Linked DNA regions of Homo sapiens: region 1 is linked to region 2. Evidence: read pairs that join two places in POLR2A ChIA-PET (ENCODE). Cell type or tissue: Panc1. All regions are shown on one strand. Links, peaks and the distances in the headings refer to the core of each region. The heading gives the core; the rest is flanking DNA.

Region 1 (2,912 bases), core at 178-2,677, 830 kb before region 2:
CCTCTTCCTTCCTCTTTATTCTCTCTCCCTATCCCCTCTTCTTTCTTTCCTTTCCTCCCTCTCTTCCTCTCTCACTCCTATCCATCAAACCTATATGTTTTGCATATCCATTATGTTCTAGGTACTGTTTTATTTTTGGGGATCGAGCAGTGATGAAGACAGACCAGGTCTCTGCTCTTTCAGGGTTTTCTCTTGCTTCTTTACATTAATTCTATATTCAACTATAAAACAAAATTTCCCACTGAACTGCTTGTCCCTTGCCAACTGCATTCAAAAATATCCATTTGTTTTCCATGGCCGGCAGAATAAAGCCCAAACTTCCCAGATAGCTTTCCAAGGCCCTCTGGAATCTGGCTCGGTTCTATCTTTCCTACTGAATCTGGTACTACTCCTATTAAGCAGACCATGTGCTTTAGCTAAACCTGAGTACCTGTTTAAAACCCCGTCTATGACAAAGCATATGAGGTACCATCCATATCATCAAATTATAGGTTGAATGCAGAAACAACAAAAGCAACTATAAAAACTTAACACAAGATAACAAAAAATAGCAATTGAAGGATAAGAAAACAGACTCCTCCCCATTTCCCACAAGTATTTTATGGTTGTCTTATTAGTGCCATAGGACATACCCAGGAACATGGGAGTAGGGCTTTCCTCTCAAGACAAAGGATGTCAATCACTCTGGAAAGGGTAAAGAAGGGAATCCCTTGCATCATAAAGACAAGGTTGCCTTCTTATCTCTGAGGCAAGAATCAACTAGAAAGGAAGAAGAAACTGTCAGAGAGTCCCAAAACAGATCCAGTGGTAGCAGTGAGCTGCCCCTGACATATGGGAATAGGCCAGACGTGAAGGGCAACAGACACATGTACTCTGCATTGGCAGTCACAGAATCAACAGCAGCTCAGAGAGGCACCCGGTTCCTGGCACAACCACACTAAGCAAGTAGATGTGGCACGCTCCAGTCTCAACAGGGTACACACCTAAGCTCTGCTCAACCAGTGGCTGCAGAAATTGTTACAATAGGTAGGTTGTCAGGAGTGGGGCAGGAGAGGGCTGCCCCCACCCACCAGGAATGTCAGGTGACCATCAGGTGATGGTCCGGCAGTTGTCACACTAAAATGATAATTGGTCACAGGCACCAGGGAGAGGCAATTTCCCAATGGATAAAAACACTTGAAATTGGTAACCAGTAGCTTCCAATAAAATCTCAGGAAATGCGTAAGTGGGCTCAAGCATGTGCATTAAAACAAAATGGTGGAGTATGACCTTTGGGGGCATTCCACCGGAAAACGGAAGAAAGCCTCAGATGAGCATGAATACAACTTCTTAAACACACTGCGCATGCTCGCCTCCCAAGTGTAAAGAGGACACCGCGCATGCGGGTGGCTCACCCTAAAGGAAGAATGAAGGAAAAGGGGTGCAAGACACTGGAAATGGGCCAGCAAGTCATAGCACCAAGGTTAAATGGGGCACTTGACCTCCAAAGTGCCCATTTGTGTCTCTTCCAAGTGTACTTTCCTTTCTTTCCTGCTCTAAAGCTTTTAAATTCCACTCCTGCTCTGAAGCTTGCCTTGGTGTCTTTTTCTGTCTTACACCCCTCAGTCGAATTATTTCTTCTGAGGAGGTAAGAACTGAGGCTGCTGCAGACCTGTATGGATTTGCTGCTGGTAACTTGGATACCTTCTGCTGATAACAAAACCATAAACTAATTCTTTGAAGTCAAGGCTGGAGTTTGGGCCTAAGTACAGTGTTAAACAGAGAAGTCCAGAGGGAATGAACCTGAAAACTTGTCTGAAAAAAGCTCATGAGGCAGCACAGCAGGAAACCTGCAAAGCACTAGAAGACACTCTAGCACAGCTCATTTCTAGTAGGCCATAATAATGTGTATATAAGAAGAAAGTGCAATTTTATTTTGTAGTCACAGGCAGATGACATTAAGGACCTCAGGGCTATACTTTTGCTTATGATAATTATCACTGACATATTTTTATGCCTTTGTTTTTTCCTAGAAAATGAGCAACTTGAAAGCAGAAACTATAATCACTGTGAATTTTCCCATTGACCTGCCTTGCCTCTTGCCAATTTTTATGAATTTTTCTATTTCCCTCAAAACCTTGTAAAAGGACTCTTCACACAGCAGAATTACAACGACTTGTCTGTTCAATGAATAAATCAGCTCATCTTTATCTTCTAGATGGAGTGTGTTAAGTGTTGAAAAATAATCTACATAAAAGATCTCACTAATGTTACATGTATAATAAGAACACAGCTACCAAAATGGTAAGTGTATACAAACTTACATCCTCAGACAAAAGAAAATCAACTTACTGGTAATCATCGCTCCAGTTACAGAAGCCAGAAATCCAATGCTGACTGCAATGACAGAGATGACTCTTCCCTGCCTATGCCTCTGCAGCATCACAAACATCAACACTCCTGCAGCACCATGGACAAACAGAGAAGAGAAGAGAGCCCAGAGGAAGATCCAGTACCACATCTCTGAAAGGAAAAGCAAAGTATTAATCATCTGTTGAAACACAACTTAGAAAATTCAATTTAACAAACAGTGAGCACCTATGGTTTGGGAGGTTAAATGACATAATACATAGAAAAATGCTTCACACAGTGCCTGACACAAGTAGCACTGAATACATTATAAGTTTTATCATCATCGCTGATGCCTGATGGGGAAATAATTCCTTCCATGGCTTCAAAAGGTTAACACTATACTCTAATTTCTTCTAAATGCCCCTATTACATAGCTATCATCCATCAATTTTATATTAAACCCCTGATATATTTGTAAACTTCTTAGAATTATAAAATTACTGTTTGAAATAGAATTTTTTATTTTCTACCCTAAATAGCAGTGTTAAGAATGTTTTTAACTACCTTGTAATTCTAATTCA
Region 2 (2,912 bases), core at 304-2,803:
GGGATTACAGGCGTTAAGCCACAGCTCCCGGCCCCCACCAAGAATTTTAAACAGCTGATACGAATGTGTCCAAATATTGGTTCCTTCCGGTGGGTTCTTGGTCTCGCTGACTTCAGGAATGAAGCCACGGACCCTCACGGTGTTTACAGTTCTTAAAAATAGTGTGTCCACAGTCTGTTCCTTCAGCTGTTTGGATGTGTCTGGAATTTCTTCTTTCCGCTGGGTTCAGTGACCTGCACAGGCCTCAGGAGTGAAGCCACAGACCTTCGCCGTTGACTGTTAACAGCTCTTAAAGGTGGTGCATCCAGAGCTGTTCATTCCTCCCCTGTGGGTTCATGGTCCCGCTGGCTTCAGAAGTGAAGCTGCAGACTTTCGCAGTCAGTGTTATATAGCTCATAAAGGCGGAACGTCCACAGTTGTTCATTCCTCCCTGTGGGCTCATGGTCTTGCTGGCTTCAGGAGTGAAGCTGCAGACCTTTGCAATGAGTGTTACAGCTCTTAAAGATGGCACCTCCAGAGTTGTTCGTTCCTCCCAATGGGCTTGTCATTTACGCTAGTGTCAGGAGTGAACCTGCAGACTTTTACAGTGAGTGTTACAGCTCATAAAGGCAGTGAGGACCCAAACAGTAACCAGCAGTAACAGCAGTAAGATTTATTGCAAAGTGCAAAGGAAGAAAACTGCAACAGCATGGAACAGGACTGATAGGAGAGTTGCCACTGCTGGCTCGGGTGGCCTGCTTTTGGCCCCTTATTTGGCCCCACCCACATCCTGCTGATTGGTCCATTTTACAGAGTGCTGATTGGTCCGTTTTACAGAGTGCTGATTGGTGCGTTTACAATCCTTTAGGTAGACACAAAAGTTCTCCAAGTCCCCACCTGATTAGCTAGACACAGAGTGCTGACTGGTGCGTTTGCAAACCTTTAGCTAAACACAGAGTGCTGATTAGTGTGTTTATAATCCTTTAGCTAGACAGAAAAGTTCTCCAAGTCCCCACCCGACCCAGAAGCCCAGTCGGCTTCACCTCTCAGGAATATCTGCATTATACTCAACTTTGCTGTAATATGCATTCCCTAGGAACTGAGTAGAATTAAATAACATGGAAGCTTCATCAAGTCGCTTTTTTTTTTTTTTTTTTTGAGACAGAGTCTCACTCTTGCCCAGGCTGGAGTGCAGTGGCATCATCTCGGCCCACTGCAACCTCTGCCTCCCGGGTTCAAGTAATTCTCCTGCCTCAGCCTCCCAAGCAGCTGGGATTACAGGCGCCAGCAACCACACCCGGCTCATTTTTTTATCTTTAGTAGACACCGGGTTTCACCGTGTTGACCAGGCTGGTCTTGAATTCCTGACCTCAGGTGATCCACCTCCCTCTGCCCCCCAAAGTGCTGGGATTATAGGTGTGAGCCACCGCACCCAGCCTCAAGTAACTTCATTATCATAAGGTGATCCTACATTGATTCTAGGGAGAATGGCATAAGAGGAATTACATTTGTATCCATTTTTATTCCATCTAAAAATCATATTCAGAAACTTGCTTTTCTGGGATGATAGAGTAGACGTACTTTCCTCTCTCACTAAGTGCAACTAAAAACCCTGGACATCATATATAGATGACACATAAGAAGGCTCTGAAAGGTGGAGAAAAGTCTGACCAGTCAGGGATCTTGGGACTCAGGAATGCCATGGTAAGTTCCCTAAAATTGTTTCCCTTATATATCCCAGACTTAAATGTGAAAACCAACCGGGCATGGTGGCTCATGCCTGTAATCCCAGCTACTTGGGAGGCTGAGGCAGGAGAATGGCTTGAACTCGGGAGGCAGAGGTTGCAGTGAGCCGATATCATGCCACTGCACTCCAGCCTGGGCGACACAGCGAGACAAAGCCTAAAAAAAAAAAAAAAAAAAGGTGAAAACCTAGCAGAATGGCCAGCCAGGCGTGGTGGCTCCTGCCTGTAATCCCAGCACTTTGGGAGGCTGAGGCGGGTGGATCACCTGAGGTCAGGAGTTCAAGACCACCCTGGCCAACATGGTGAAACCCCGTCTCTACTAAAAATACAAAAAATAGCTGGGCGTGGTGGTGGGAGCCTGTAATCCCAGCTATTCAGGAGGCTGAGGCAAGAGAATCACTTGAACCCGGGAGGCAGAGGTTGCAGTAAGCTGAGATCACACCACTGCACAACAAAAGCTAAACTCAGTCTCAAAGGAAAAAAAAAAAGAAAAAAAGAAAACCTAGCAGAATGGACAGGCATGGACCAAATAATAATAATAAAAAAGTGCATGAACAAAAATCCTGCTCTTTCTAGCCAAAGGACCACACAAGGAGCAGCCTAGCAAAACTTTCAGGCAGTGACCACTCTGCTGCAGCCAAACCACACATCAAACTGAAGCCCCACTCTGACCCATGCTCACAGGACAGTAAGTAGGGAGCTGGTTGTTTCATTCCCAGTGGCTGGTATCAAGTCCCCTCCCCAATGTGGAGCCAATAGAGACCACAAGGAAAGCCACAGCTCCCAGACCACCTGTCACTAATAAGCCCCCACTCTTTGGGTGTCACTGGAGGTCAAGCAGAGAACCTCATGTGTCACCAAAAGTCACCTACTTCCATCTGGCAGTAGCATCCTTCTTCCCTTCCCATAGCAGTGTCAGAGAAAATCAGTTAAAACAAAAGGTTTAAATAAGAGCCAGAGGCCGGAGCTCACGCCTGTAATCCCAGCACTTTGGGACGGCGAGGCAGGCGGATCACTTGAGGTCGGTTCGAAACGAGCCTGGTAAACATGGTGAAACCTCGTCTTTACTAAAAATACAAAAATTAGGCGTGGTGGTGTGCGCCTGTAATTCCGGTTACTCGGGAGGCTGAGGCACGAAAATCGCTTGAACCCAGGAGGCGGAGGTTGCAGTGTGCCGAGATCACACCG

The links. Peaks named below come from ENCODE experiments on the same cell type or tissue, not always from the same donor. Only the 100,000 strongest peaks of a DNase experiment are listed, where the experiment ranks them.
Region 1: POLR2A ChIA-PET joins it to region 2 with 6 read pairs; 2 of 35 experiments call an interaction of 5 or more read pairs at or near these places.

What each region holds. Positions count from the first base shown.
Region 1 is chr6:11,565,256-11,568,167 of GRCh38, reverse strand. It overlaps TMEM170B (transmembrane protein 170B), which reads right to left. Exons shown (of 3, transcript NM_001100829.3): 2 at 2,332-2,502. Among named protein-coding and RNA genes, the nearest start is that of TMEM170B, 29 kb to the right of the region's middle. In Panc1, for the core only: no CTCF peak of the experiment used is centred there; no DNase peak of the experiment used is centred there.
Region 2 is chr6:10,739,686-10,742,597 of GRCh38, reverse strand. No RefSeq gene overlaps it. Among named protein-coding and RNA genes, the nearest start is that of TMEM14B-DT, 6.4 kb to the left of the region's middle. In Panc1, for the core only: no CTCF peak of the experiment used is centred there; no DNase peak of the experiment used is centred there; H3K27ac peaks cover 1,020 bases.